2 separate regions of the Homo sapiens genome follow, and region 2 is linked to region 1. Evidence: chromatin loops called from intact Hi-C (ENCODE). Cell type or tissue: dorsolateral prefrontal cortex. All regions are shown on one strand. Each heading gives the region's core, and the rest is flanking DNA. Links, peaks and the distances in the headings are about the cores only.

The links. A loop is a pair of places that touch in the nucleus more often than their neighbours do. Peaks named below come from ENCODE experiments on the same cell type or tissue, not always from the same donor. Only the 100,000 strongest peaks of a DNase experiment are listed, where the experiment ranks them.
Region 2: it touches region 1 in a loop (3.0-fold over the local background); 30 of 110 quality-filtered maps call a loop at or near these places.

Annotation. Positions count from the first base shown.
Region 1 is chr5:129,911,379-129,918,974 of GRCh38, forward strand. All of the region lies in intron 2 of CHSY3 (chondroitin sulfate synthase 3), which reads left to right. Among named protein-coding and RNA genes, the nearest start is that of CHSY3-AS1, 9.2 kb to the left of the region's middle. In dorsolateral prefrontal cortex, for the core only: no CTCF peak of the experiment used is centred there; no DNase peak of the experiment used is centred there; H3K27ac peaks cover 241 bases.
Region 2 is chr5:130,151,564-130,159,159 of GRCh38, forward strand. The region is part of intron 2 of CHSY3 (chondroitin sulfate synthase 3); the gene reads left to right. Among named protein-coding and RNA genes, the nearest start is that of CHSY3-AS1, 250 kb to the left of the region's middle. In dorsolateral prefrontal cortex, for the core only: no CTCF peak of the experiment used is centred there; no DNase peak of the experiment used is centred there; H3K27ac peaks cover 1,356 bases.

The DNA.
Region 1 (7,596 bases), core at 2,352-4,851:
TTTAATTGTCTTTTGCAAGTTACTTCTTTAAGTCGTGTGTAATTCAACTGAAAGTGGAGATTTTAAGAGTGTTTATCTCATACATTTCAGGAAAGATTAGGTGAAATAATCCATGTAAAGCCCTTAATGTAGTGTCTGTCACATAGTAAATTTTCAGTAGATGTTAGTTTTTATTGTTCTAATGTTATAGATATCACGTACTATATTATACAACATGGATTCATATATTTCACTTAATAATCATTAGTAATGGATGGGTGATTCATTTACATCAAAAGGGTCAAAATAAAAAATAAATTCTCAGAGAGTTAAGCTTTTTTTGGCAAAGAATAAGAAACCAGTATGTTGCAGTATTTTAGAAATATGAGGAATTCAGTATTAGTAAAACTTACTATGGGCTGGGCGCAGTGGCTCATGCCTGTAATCCCAGCACTTTGGGAGGCTGACGCGGGCGGATCACTAGGTCAGGAGATCGAGACCATCCTGGCTAACATGGTGAAACCCCGTCTCTACTAAAAATACAAAAAATTAGCCAGGCGTGGTGGCGGGCGCCTGTAGTCCCAGCTACTTGGGAGGCTGAGGCAGGAGAATGGCGTGAACCCGGGAGGCGGAGCTTGCAGTGAGCCGAGATAGCCCACTGCACTCCAGTCTGGGAGACAGCAAGACTCCGTCTCAAAGAAACAAACAAACAACAACAACAAAAAAACTTACTATGAAATATGGACACCTGTTTTAAAAATGCATTACAAATATCTGTTTCAGTCTTTGCACCTAATATGTATAAGATATATATAACTGAATTTGAGGATGTTGTGTGGAAAATATTACTTAACAAGTTATTATTTAATATACATATATAAAGAATCCCAAACAGATCTACATAAGGAAAAAAATTACAGTATAGATTTCTAAATTAATTGCCAGAACAATGGCCCCCTTTTTTGAATTTCTCTGGCATCTTCAGTAGGGAAGGAAGTGAGTAGTATCTCATTCTCCAGTCAACTCATGAACACCCAGGGGCTTGTCTCTCAAGGCAGTGGGAACCTCCTCCTGGTGTACCTCAGGTCTTTGAGGTAATGATCTGCAGCTTCTGGCCTTTCTCTCAATAAGGCCCAGGTGGTCTGGGGAAATATGTCTTGCTTGTTGGTCTCTTGCTCTTTTTCTCTGTCTTCTCTGCTCACTTTTTCTATTTCCTTCCGCTTGGTGATAGATAAAATAAATTTCAAATGTATTTTGATATGTACTGCTTTTCACCAGGTTCCTAGTAAATTAATGTGCTCATATAGGCCAATCCAGATATCTTAAAAGATCACTGGATGTGCACCCAGACCACAGTAGATCACAGTTAGGCCTCCAGCATGGTCTGACCTGTTCAGAATAAAGAGGCCTTTGGTTGAGGGTGAGCCTTATACAGACTGGTTCTTTGTGTGCCTGTGATCATTGGAGAGTCTAAATTGAGATTCTCCCTTTCCCACTTAGGATTGAGGCATCTTGTTTTAAGGCCATATGGCAGATGTTAATAACCAACAGACTTCATGGGTTATACCTCAAACTTTATAAGCAAAGATTACTAACTGAATGAAGCATGCATTCTATTCTATTCACTCTGCAAGTGTTAGAATTTATTGGCCTCTCCTGTTGGCAAAGATCACACTTTTGGTTGAGCTCTATCTTGGCTACTGCTTTTCTAGAGCTGCAATCTGGCAGTTTGGGAGGCTGCATATGGCTCTTAAACACTGTTTGGCACATAGAGTATTTTAAGGTTTTTTGCTTTTGTTTTTGTTTTTTGACACCTTTAGCAGAGGCAGGCAATCTACAGTTCCCTTCATGTCCTCTTATTATTTGTAAGACTCTTCTTTCACGTTTATTTTCCCTGCCTGGCTTACATAGGCATAAAAGTTTTGATCTTTTGAACTAGATAATGCACATATTGCAAGTTTCATGATAATATTCTGTAGAAAATGAAGTGATTTTCCAGTGAGACTGAGAGGCATATTTAAAATACTTTAATTTATGGAAGAGTTAATATGTTACAAATTTGGCCATTAAAATTGTATATCATATAACATAGTTACATTTTATTATAGATATGTTTTTAGTAAATAACAAAAATATTCTCACTGTTAAAAATTATTTATACATTCATGTTCATTTTGTGTATTAGCAGAACTGAAAGTTTTGTTTTTTGATTTTGTTTTTAACAAGATCACTTATATTCAATTCATAAAATAATTTTAATTCTGATTATTGTTCTTCTCCCTTTGAAGGAGTTTTGCATTTCTTCTAAGAGTCAGTTTAAGAATAGTTTGTATTTATCATTTTAATGTTTGCAGTAAAATAGAGCCAAAGAAGATATCTATTTCATTCAATTAAATGTTATTTCAAAGACAGCAGGGTTCTATGTTGGTAAAAATATTTATCTGTAGTTTTAAAAATTATTTCATAAGACTAACTAGATTTTCATTAGACTCCTTAAAGTGATAATTTTACACTAGAATGTTTTATGTTCAATCTTAGTTTCTTAAAGTCTGTAAACACCCTAGGAAATTACATTATTTCACAAAAGGATATGTTCTGGAAGTGTTTTCCTGAGCTTGTAAGTAATATCAGAAAGCTGTACCATATGAAACTGAACTATCAATAAGTTCTTAATAACATATTTTTAAGGTTAAAATATCTGTGTTATTCTTATAGGGCTGCTGCACATCCTTCTTAGCTTCCTATTCCATATAAATTTCCCTTTTTTTTTGACACAGAGTTTCACTCTTGTCGTCCAGGCTGGAGTGCAATGCTGCAATCTTGGCTCACTGCAACCTCCCCCTCCCAGGTTCAAGTGATTCTCCTGCCTCAACCTCCCGAGTAGCTGGGATTACAGACATGCACCACCACACCCAGCTAACTTTGTATTTTTTTTAGTAGAGATGGGGTTTCTCCATGTTGGTCAGGATGGCCTCGAACTCCCAACCTCAGGTGATCTGCCTGCCTTGGCCTCCCAAAGTGCTGGGATTACAGGCGTAAGCCACCGCGCCCAGCCAAATTTCCCTCTTTTCTAATGTTGATTTTACTCAATCATGAACATGTTTATGCCCCCAAAGTATATTCATATATATGAAAAAGTATAAGACAGGGATTTTGATTTAAAATTCAGTCTTTCAAAATCTTTTCTTGGTCTGATTCAGTCACAATTTAGTTTTTAACTTTACTAAAAGCAGTAAGCTTCTCACACCTACTCTTCCCACTCTCATCCCACTTGTCAGATGAAATCATCATGCATCGATTTTGTAAAACTTCTTTTCTTCCACACTGTTTTCTTCATTATACAAAATAAAATTGCATTCTGAGTTGATGGAGAAGCATGATATGGTAAGCGTTGTAGGCTTAGATAGTTCATTTTTATCACTAACTGATGTCTTATCACCTAAATTGTGACAATTTATGCTTTCTAAGAAGATGATTTACTACAATTATGAAAAATGTTAAGTTTGGAAGATGCCTACAGGCAATTCGAAATAAGCTCTGTGATAACAAAAATACTCATATTAATTTAAAAACTTTGAATATTCTTTCTCTTTAATTGATCACAAACATTCTAATTTCCTGAAATAATTCCAGGTCAGTTTCCTACTTTCCCCTTCTTTGTCTTAGTCTCCAAAAAGCTATGTTTTGGGAAACATTTATTTTAGTCTCTTTTCTATTTAGTGAATTATGCTGAAATTACAGAGAAATATATTCTACTATATAACTATATTGCATTTAATTTTTATTATAGCATGTTATTTTTGCACCAGGTATAGCTGTTAATCAGGCATTTCAGTTAAAAAAATTCATTGAAATTAGAAACAAAATCAGCTGAGTTACATGAGTCATTATCTGATATTATTGAACCACAAAAAAGCCTAAGTAAACTGAAAAATTGAGGAGTTGCAGTTCTTCACAATTCTAATGTTCTCTTAAATACTGTCCTAACCATTAAACAACATTCTAGTTGAGGCTTAACTACATATAAATCGGTTTGAGTCGTGATCTGTGTTTAAAGATACTCTGTCTTAGAAAGTGTATAACACGTTTCTAAATTAACTGAATCAAAATAATGTGTTTAAAAAATAAGCAGGCACAATTTTTGAAGTAACAGATGAACGAAATGCATTTATTAATTTTTTGAGATTTAAAAAGTTTTACTCAACCTTTGTAATTTTGAAAGCTATGCTAATCATTCTTCACAGTCAGTGGTATCTGAACATGTCATTATCTCTTTCAGTTTCATTATTTTTTATTGCAAAGCTATTTGTTTATTTGTAGAGTTTCTGTGTCTCAAAAAGTGGTGGTTTAAAGAAATTAATATGTGTAATATTAATATAGATACTTTATAGTAAAATACAATTAAAATGTGAAGAAATAAGAGAAAAGTATGCAGAAAATATGATAAAACCATAAAAATACATGTTGGGTTCCTGTTTTCCTGGCATGAAAGAGAACTCTAACTTCTTTCGATACTGAGACCTGAGAAATCTCCCCTAGAGAACAGAAGGAAGTTGTGAGGGATGTAGCAGATCACATCCTTAGCACCACTTTTATAAATAGAGTAGCGTGGTTTAATTTGGATGTTCCTTAATAATTCTCTCAATAGAAGCCAGGGCTACAACTGAAAAGGGCAATTCTACAAAAGAAATTCAACTTAGAGATAATACAGTTATGGTCATAGTGTACTATTATTTGGTTCCTTGCTTGATTTTGTTTTAAAATATAACATACTCTTCAAAGAGCCCTTCAAGGATGTTATGTCTCACTCAAATGTTTGATATGAGGTTGCCCAACAGGAAGTTTGAGATATGCATATTCTCTGGTGAGAACCCAGAGTGTGGCTATTGTATTGTTGATTAACGGCAGATCTATAGTTATGCTTTGCTAATCAAGAGGAGGGTAGACATTAAATATACCAACCACAAATGGAGGAAACCAACTAGGTAAGGACAGGATGGCCCCCCAAACCGCGGAGCACAGAAGAGGTTCAGAGAATTCTAAACAGCTTGGGTTAGAAATGTGGTCACCTAGCTACTGAGATGATTATTTAAAAGGTCTGCTTTTATAATAATAATTTAATTTTAAGGTAAAACTTTCATGTAAAAATTAAAAAATGGAAAAATCGGCATTTTTATTAAAACTGTATTTTAATAATCTGATAACCCATTGTACAGAAATAATGTTATATGAAGTAAGGATATTTAATATACGTGAGTATCTCATAAAATATGAAAAAATATGGTGTTAAAATAAATTGAAAATGTTCTGCCTTAGAATTCAGTCATTTCACATCTTATGTAGCTAAATGATTTTATTTGCTCAAATGTATTTATTGAGCAGTTTTTATCAGCAGTAAACAACACACATGCCTTCCTTGTCTTCATGGAGTGCATAAGAAGGAGGAGTCAGGCTTCCTACTGATCTCTTGGTTTCAAATCTAATATAGAGTTGGGTTTCTCATCTCTGACATCCTTCTAAATTGTTTTTTTTTCATTGTAGGTCATGAAATATCTCTAGTTGGGTCCAACTTTGGTACCTCTCTCAGAACTAGGACGAAATTATTCTTATTTGAGTTTTCTTAAGTAAGCCTCTTCTTTTGTTTATATATCTATCCCTTGAAGAGGAGAAAAATAAAGACATTTTTAGTAATTTTCTTGTATATTAATATATTTTATGCCTGTTGAATCACACAAATAACTAGGACTTTGTATTTTAAGTTTAGCACTAGATTACCTGGCTTCTTACTCTAGTTTTGCCATTCACTAGCTGTGTGGCCTTACACAAGTTATTTGACCTCTCTGTGCCTTTGTTTCCTCATCTGTCTACAATGGGTCAGCCCTCATATCTGAGGTGCATTGTTTCTAAGACCCCCATGGATACTAAAATCTATGGATGCTAAAGTTCCTTATATAAAATGGTGTAGAACAATAGGCCTTCCATATCTTTTGATGTGGATGTTATTACAACAGAGAGCCTGTTGTAATAACAGTGCTTACTCACTAGAGCTGTTATGAAGATTAAACGAGTCAATGCAAATAGCAGCATTCAGAGTAATGTCTCACAGTGTTAAGCATTCTACAACTACTAGCTATTTTTGCAGAAGAAAGGCATGAAATAGTGCCAACTTCACAGAGCTGTTGTGAGGCATAAAAAGGTCAGTGTATTAGAAGCCCTTAGAATAATGCTTGCCACACAATAAACTCTGCATAAAGGTTAACTATTATTACTATTTTCCAGCTTATAATGTTTATATTATTTGTTCCCCTCGTGGGAGTGGGATAATGTTGATTGGATAGGTTTTCATTGCTATTTATTTTTGTATGGTGGGCTTTGCTGTAATAGGGAAGGTGTTCATTCAGAGTGGTTCCTGACAGCGCAATAGAATTTTCAATGGACTTTGAAAAAATTCTGATGCTGGACCCCACCCTTCATCCGTTATGTCAAAATCTCTTACAGGTGAGGCCTGCAGCATGGATAGTGTTTAAAACTTCTCAGGTGACCCTAATTTGGCTTCAGGGTTTCGACCACTGTGTAAATTTGTTTTTATCAATTTTCCATATTCAAATATCAAGTCTATTTTAATCAAACTAACTATTTGTTAAAAGTTAGTTTTGCTTTGTTTTCCTTTTGGGGAATCACAGGAGAGTAATGAACACTTCTGCATTTCTGTTCTTGTCTGGCCTGTTACTCGTCTATTCCAAAGAACTAATCATTGGACTTTAAGCCATCACTGACAACTCTATGTTTTCTCACGATCTGATTTTCATGGTTCATATATTAATTACCCTTTTCTTAAAAAATATCCAAGGTGGATTTTAAAACATTCTCATAAAGATATGTTTTCACTGTACAAGGCTTAAGGTTTATAGTTGTGTTTATTTATTATATCTCAGTAATACGTAATAAGAGAGTTCTTATGAGTGGAATGTCTACATTGGCTCGATTGCTTTAACATTGACTTAAATAATTTGATCTCTGATGGACGAAGGTATCAGAACTACATGTGTGATTAAATAATAACTTTTTAGATTTTTTAAAAGCTTAAATGGGTAATTTTGATTCTATGCCATCACTCTCAACAAATAGTTTTGAGCCCACTGCTATAGGTGACTGCTATGATGGCGGAAAGTACAGGATACACAGGAGTTTAAGGGAAGAAATGCCCGAGGAGAGCAGGAAAATGCCTCCTCCAAACTGGAAGTAACACATAGGGGCAATGCCAGGTGAGTGGGGATGCATGGGCAGGCAAAGATGGAAGAATAGTACACTGGATAATGTGTTTGGTTCCAGCATATGTACAGGTGGGAGATGTGAGGCCCAAAAGCTGTAGTTAGAATCCAATTGTGAAAGGCTTTTTATGTAATATTCAAAGGTTTAGATCATACATTGTAGATCAGTGATTCTCTTTTAAAAAAAAAAAAAAATTGGCCGGGCGCGGTGGCTCACGCCTGTAATCCCAGCACTTTGGGAGGCCGAGGCGGGTGGATCATGAGGTCAGGAGATCGAGACCATCCTGGCTAACAAGGTGAAACCCCGTCTCTACTAAAAATACAAAAAATTAGCCGGGCGCGGTGG
Region 2 (7,596 bases), core at 2,113-4,612, 240 kb after region 1:
TAAAGAAAAGAGGCTTAATTGACTTGCAGTTCAGCACGGCTGGGGAAGCCTCAGGAAACTTACAGTCATGGAAGAAGGAGAAGCAAACACGTCCTCCTTCACATGGTGGCACGAAGAAGTGTCAAGCAAACGGAGAAAGCCCCTTATAAAACTACCAGATCTTATGAGAACTCACTCAGTATCATGAGAACATCATGGGGGTAACCGCCCCCATGATTCAGTTACCTCCTACTGTGTCCCTTCCATGATACATGGGGATTATGAGGTTACAATTCCAGATGAGATTTGAGTGGGAAAACAAACCCAAACCATATTAGCTGTGAACAAAACAGGCAAAATTCATCCCCTCACAATGCTTGCATTCATCAGCATTCATCAGCATTGTCATTGTAGATACATCTGAGAAGTTTTTAATTTCTTTGAGGACATATCTATGCCAGGCACTAGGTGCCCTTGAGCCAGCCCAACATTATTCAAAATTTAATTCGGAGACACCTGCATCAGAATCACTTGGAGACACATTTTAAAAATCAGAATTGGACTCTTTTAAGAAAAAGTCTGAAAATCTGCATTTTTGACAAGCACCCCAGCTGCATCTTCACATGAAAGTTTAAAAGCCACTGTTCCAGCATTAACGTTTAATATTTACTATAAGGAAAAAATAATAGCAGAATAGTTGAAGCCAAAGTAATTTGCAAACCTTGTGACCATAATCAAAATTGTTGACTTTCCATAAAAGCTGTGGTCTTCCCATTCTAACACTATATTCAGTAAGAAACAGCTGCAGACTGACTATTAATGATTTCCAGAACACATATTGAAAAATTAAATAAAAAGTGCTTCACATGTTTTGATCCTCTACTAACTTTCATCATTTCTCTTCTTCCTGTAATTTTTGTAGATATTTTTATGTCGACTTTTTTTCCTTCACCACAGAGTATTTAAAACTTTTCCTATCAGTTTTGTGAGGGTGAGTAAGAGGGCGAGAGTTATTTAAGCTTCTAATCAGTGTTCTCTTGCTAAAATTGGAGGTAAATAAATAATTAAAATTCACATATGGAATACCTATAATTAAAACTATACATACAGCAATAGACACAAGTTTCCTTTGAAAGCAACAGATAAGAGAATCACAGCTGTTGTTAAAAGCTGTTTTGCAAAGAAATATGAAGGAAGCTTGACTGATAATATTTAATGCCCTTGGAACATCTGTAAAATGGCCTTCTTTCAGTTTTTGGTAATTTTTGAAAACTGAAGAAATTATTACAAACCATTTGCTAGCCTAAGCAGCACTAGTTTTATAAAATTCTTACTTCTGTGTACATCATCTCTGTAGCCCCAGTCAAATCAATGGCATGTTACATAAAAGCAACTACTGATAGGCTAAGTGCAGCGGCTCACACCTGTAATCAGTCCCAGCATTTTAGGAGGCTGAGGCGGGCAGATCACTTGAAATCAGGAGTTCGAGACCAGCCTGGCCAAAGTGGTGAAACCCTGCCTCTACTAAAAATACAAAAATTAGCTGGGTGTGGTGGTGCACACCTGTGGTCCTGGCTACTTGGGAGGCTGAGACACGAGAATTGCTTGAGTCTGGAAGGCGGAGGTTGCAGTGAGGCAGTGAGCAGAGATCACACTACTGCACTCTAGCCTGGGGACCTGGGCAACACAGCAAGACTCTAAAATAAAATTTAGAGTCCTATTTTTCTTGCCCCAACCTGGAAAATTACCATTCTTGAGAAAAAAAAAACATACGACATAATTCACCAACTGCTTAAAACTACATAAATTTGTTGCCTTTGTATACCCTTCTCCTAGCCATTCTGACCTCTGATGTTTTCTCAAAACATCATTCTCTCTCAGCCTTTAAGTTTTGCAAGTTGAATCTTACCTGCTTATAAATACCTTCTCCTATTACCTCTCTTCCCATTTTTTTCACCTTTGATCCTTTAAATCTCAGCGTATAATCCCCAATCTGGGAAGCCTTTTTTCATTGCTCCAACAGGTAGTCCCTTTTTAATTTACAGCTCCTTGAAGGCAGGATTCTACTTCAGCATGCATCACACTGTGCTTCCTCCTGATGTCACCTCTGCAAGTGCCACAGCTGGTCTTGATCATCGTGGAGCCCCCATTGTGAGCACTGCTGCCAAGCCTCTGTTGGGTCAAAATGCTAGAGTTTAGAGTTTGCAAACTATTGGTTCTTGGCAAGCTCTTAGTTTTATTTACTTGGTTCATTGTTCATTTAGTTTTTGTTTTTCGTTTTTTTGTTTGTTTTATTTTTTTTCTGTAATCATTACGTAAACATTAGGAAATTGCACATACCATAGAAATTTGGATTTCTGGCTGTTTTTGTTTGTTTGTTTGTTTGTTTGTTTGAGACAGAGTCTCACACTGTTGCCCAGGCTGGATGCAATGCCACAATCTTGGCTCACTGCAACCTCCACCTCTCAGTTTCAAGTGATTCTCCAGCCTCAGCCTTCTGAGTAGCTGGGACTACAGGTGCACGCCACCACACCCAGCTAATTTTCATACTTTTAGTAGAGACAGGGTTTCATCATATTGGTCAGGCTGGTCTTGAACTCCTGACCTCAGGTGATCCACCCACCTCAGCCTCCCAAAGTGCTGGGATTACAGGCATGAGCCACCGCGTCTGGCCCTGGCTGTTTTTAAAAATCACAAGATATGCTAACATCAGTCCCAGTAGACAAGAATTTAAGGAATAGCTCTTCCTTTAACATAAGACAAATAGCTTTTCACTTAATCTCCTTCAACTCTTTGCCCCTGGCCTCTGGAGTATTAGAATGTGTGTGTCCCACTTGCTAATTTAAATTTCACATGTCTTGGAATGGAGGACAAAACATTATGATAGCTAATCCAATATTATCTTAAACTATCTCAGTGAACCATCCCATGATCTTATTTTCTCCCATTCAGAAAGACTCAGTGCCTTCTTAAATGCCATGTTTTTGTGTGTCTATCCATCCAGCGTTGTGATTATTCATTTGCGATTATTCATATGTGTCTAGACATTATTAAATCATTGGGTTGAGAGTGTGTCTTCTTCAATTCTGGTGGTTATGTAGCACATAGTGGATGTTCATTAATAGTAATATGTTAATTAACTTTGACATGGAGGTGTTTATATGTTGTTGCTGTGTGACTCTCAGATGAAATTCTTTTCTATTCAATATTATATTGTAAGAGGAGAAATTAATGTTATTGTTAGGAGTGTGAGATAATTACAATAGAACTACTAAGGGAGTTAAAGATCTTCCTAGGAAGGTAGAGTGTTAGATAGAGACTGGCAAACCCTGTACCACTAAAACTTTAACTTGCATCCAGATCACCTGGGGATTTTGTTAAACTACAGCTTCTGATTCACTAGGTTTGGGGTGGGGCCTGAGAGTCTTCATTTCTAACACACTCTTCGATGATGACCATATTGACACCTCGAACAGCAACTCCAACAGGTTTGAATCTTCAGTAGGAATTTGGTATTGGTTAAGTGGTAGACCGCTACTCCCTGGGACATACTGTAATCTGAAGATGAGGTCTGTAGGAGGCATTTCCTAGAGTTAACCTTGGTTTTAATTCTTCAGTATGCCAAGAAAACTGAATGCTGGATTCTGGATAGATAGCTTGTAATGGGCCAGCAGATTTTCTTTGTATAGTAAACGTGGGACCTTTACATATTTAGGAAGCCCCCATTTGGGGAAAAAATGTGCACATAAAAGAAGGCCCTTTGATTTCAGTTGAAGGGCAAGCCATCTGGCCCTCTTTTTGTGCAGTAATCAGGCTAATAGTGCTAGTGGCTTTGTTGGAGAAAGCATAGAATGGTACTTTAAATCTGTTCAAGGCCCTATTTTTAGAGTCTGGCAGCACAGGAATGAAGTGTTTATTTCATGTTTAATGCAACCTTCCACTTCAAACTAGAAACGTTTCTTTTCCTCTACTGAGTTTCTATCAAGTCTCCCAAGAAACACTGCCAGCTTTGCATATCCCTATCCTCTAAGATGATTAACTGTTTAAAATTGAAAAGCCTTGAAAATGCAAATCCTGCCACAGGCTCCTCGTGGGGTAAAAAGACAACTCAAATAAAATGTTTCCAGATGGTTTAGGCATTATGTTCTTTATATCCTCAAAGCAAGGGAGAGATCCTAAGCTGGACGAGTCGGTAAAGAGTCATATTGAGGAATATTTAGCAGCTTCTTTTTCAGAAGCTGAAGAAGGCCACTGCATAGTTCCTGGAGTGGCATACATTAGTGAGATTCTATTAAGCAGCTGTTCGGCTCTAGTAAGAGCTGCCTCAGTAGAAGGGTAGGATGGCTTATGTAGTCTTGTTTTTTAATCATTGTACATTTGTAATCTATTTTGCAATCTCAAAACATTTTCTTAACCTGACAGTTTAGCATTTGAGAGCAGCTGTATCTGCTAATCCAAATCAATAGATCTTATGGTATGAGGAGTGCAGTTATAGCTTTATTAGTAATACTGAATTTTTACAGAAAGAACTGTCAGATTTCTTATCATAGTATACACTACCTGGAGTAATTTTTTTCCCCTGAGCAATTTAGTTACTTGTTTTTCTGACAGTCACTTAAAGTATATCCTCCACCTTTTAAAGAGAGACGTTCAAGTTACTGCTTATTTCTAACTTGCAGTCACAAAATCCATAAAAATTTGGTTGCTTCAAAATAGAATGAGAGAGGAGTATGGATTTTGAGCAGGTGTCAGGCTGTTTATTTGGTTTCCCCCATTTTGTGCAAGGCATTTCATCATCTAGGCCACCTTAATGCCAAGGTACACTTGTCATCTGTTGAATACACACATTTAGTATTTAAATAGCAATTTGCATTTTCAAAGTGTTTTGTCTACTATTAATTAGCATTTCTTCGCAGCATACCTGTGAGATGGGTCAATATCACCATTTTACAGATCAGAAAAGTGGAATGACAAAGGCTGAGTGATTTGAATGAAGGACTATAACAAGTCAAAGGCAGCCAAGGATGGATTTGTGGCACCAGCCTGGGAGTTCAAACATATCATGCTCTCTGAGCATCAACACCCTTCCACTCAGTGCTCAAAGAGGGCTTAATATTAGTAAAGACATAGATGGTTTTGCTTAAGCAGCAGATAAACAAATTACTGGGGTTTAATTGATTAATACATGGACTAGATTGACTATGGGCAAGCAAGCTACATCTTACAGACAGCTACTGGCTGAAACCATAGGATCAGGCTTTTTGACACCCATCTCTATGACAACAGTATGGAAACTTTTTTAACAGCAAGAAAACACTTTTTATTGAATATCTATTCTGTGTGAAGACTCTCTTAGAATCTACAAATATCATTGTTATGGCAGCTGTAAGGATATACTGTCATTCCTAATTTGTAGATTAAGAAACTGGGGTTAAATTCCTTTTCTAAATCACTTGGCTGGTTTGAGGTGAGGCTTTGATTCAAACACAAGTTTACGAACTACTTACTTGTGGTCCCCAAATGTGCACATGTTGAGGTTAAGTATCAGTCTGGACCAGAGAGCCACACAGAGTTGACTTCTCTCTCCCATTGTTATCAATGACTCAGGTAAATTTACAGACAGCAAGCACATCATGTTTTAAAACCTGTGAAGATTAATAGAATAAATGTTAGTTAAGGGAATAATGATCTACTGTATTTTTAAAAGGCCAAAACAATGAGCCAAATCTGGTGCTCAGATACTCAGGCCATACCTGGAGTGCTGTTATGTGTTTACTTTTGGTTATTATACCTTAATAGGACTGCAATTCAGTAGAAACATATTTAAAGGAGAGAGACTAGGGTGCTAATAGGAACTATTTAGGCTGCATAGCAGCAGACCTAAGTGACCCAAGCTATCTATAACATGAAGACATGTCATATGGAAGAAGGAATAAAACCTGAGTTTGGCAATGTTAGATGTTAGAATTAATACCAGTCGCTAAGATTTAAAGGACCAAAGATTTTCGTTTAGTAGAGAAAAATTTTCTATGGGTCACATCTGTCTAAAAAAGAGTCAACCGAACAGAGAGGCACTGAATCCCAATCATCATGTCACCTGAAAGGGCTCCCGATCCAGACCCCAAAAGAGGGTTCCTGGATTTCGAGCAAGAAAGAATTCGAGGTGAATCCATAGGGTAAAGTGAAAGCAAGTTTATTTAAAAAGTAAAGAAATAACTGAGCAGTGGCATGCGCCACTGGTTGCCCATTTTTATGGTTATTTCTTGACTATATGCTAAACAAGGGGTGGATTATTCATGAGTTTTCCAAGAAAGGGGTGGGAAATTCCCAGAACTGAGGATTTTTCCCCTTTTTAGACCATATAGGGTAACTTCTGGATGTTGCCACGGCATCTATAAATTGCCATGGCATCTATAAGTTGTCATGGCATTTATAAATTGTCATGTGTCTTTTAGCATGCTATTGCATTATAATTGCATTTTAAAAGCAGTGGGGACGACCAGAGGTCACTCTTGTTGCCATCTTGGTTTTGATGGGTTTCGTCCAGCTTCTCTACTGCAACCTGTTTTATCAGCAAGGTCTTTGTTACATGTATGTTGTGCTGATTTCCTATCTCATCCTGTGACTTAGAATGGCTAACTCACTGGGAATGCAGTTCAGCAGGTCTCAGCCTTATTTTATCCAGCCCCTATTCAAGATGGAGTCGCTCTGGTTCACAAACACCTCTGACAATCAAAGTTGTCTGGCTGGTGTGGTGAGTGGCAGGAGCATGCCTTTGAAGCCAGACATGCCAGAGTTTGAATTTCAACTCTACCATTGCACTGCTCTGAATGAAGAACAATGGTAGAGGTGCTGTATCCTGTTCTTAAAGAAGCAAGTAACATCTAGCTATACCCTACGTTAAGTTTCCTAGAGTACTTCTTAGCCAACAAGTGGTACCCGGCAAATACTTAATGTCAATTTCCCAGTTTAAAGAGATCAGATAAAAGGCATTTATCATCAAATGTGGGTCTAGACAAGATGTGTTTTAAAGTGCCCAATATTATGCTCTGGACAGCCTTTGATTCTAAGTCAGGATCAGCCATTAGTCAAGGGAGAATGAATTTTCTAAGTGGTGACCTTTTATAAAGGAAAGTATGGGTGAGCTGAAAACTTATTCTAGAGTTTTTGCAGCAAGTTTCTGAAAAGCATTACTTAAGTATGAACAGACAAAAAGAAAGTTGTCATCAAGGGAATTTCCATTTTTTTTATTTGTTTGTTTATTTATTTATTTTAGAGACAGGATCTCCATCTGTTGGCCAAGCTGGAGTGCAGTGCTATGATCACAGCTCACTGCAGCCTCGACCTCCTAGGGCTCAGGCGATCTTTTCACTTCAGCCTCCCAAGTAGCTGGAACTGCAGGCATGTGCTACCACGTCCTGCTAATTTTTCTATTTTTTGTAGAGACGCAGTTTCACCATGTTGCCCAGTCTGTCTCGAACTGCTGAGTGCAAGCGATCTGCCTGCCTCAGCCTCCCAAAGTGCTGGGATTACAGGCGTGAACCATGGCACCAAGCAGAATTTTGGTTTACTAAAAAACATTAAAACATTTATTTCTTAATTCTGCATTAAGATTTG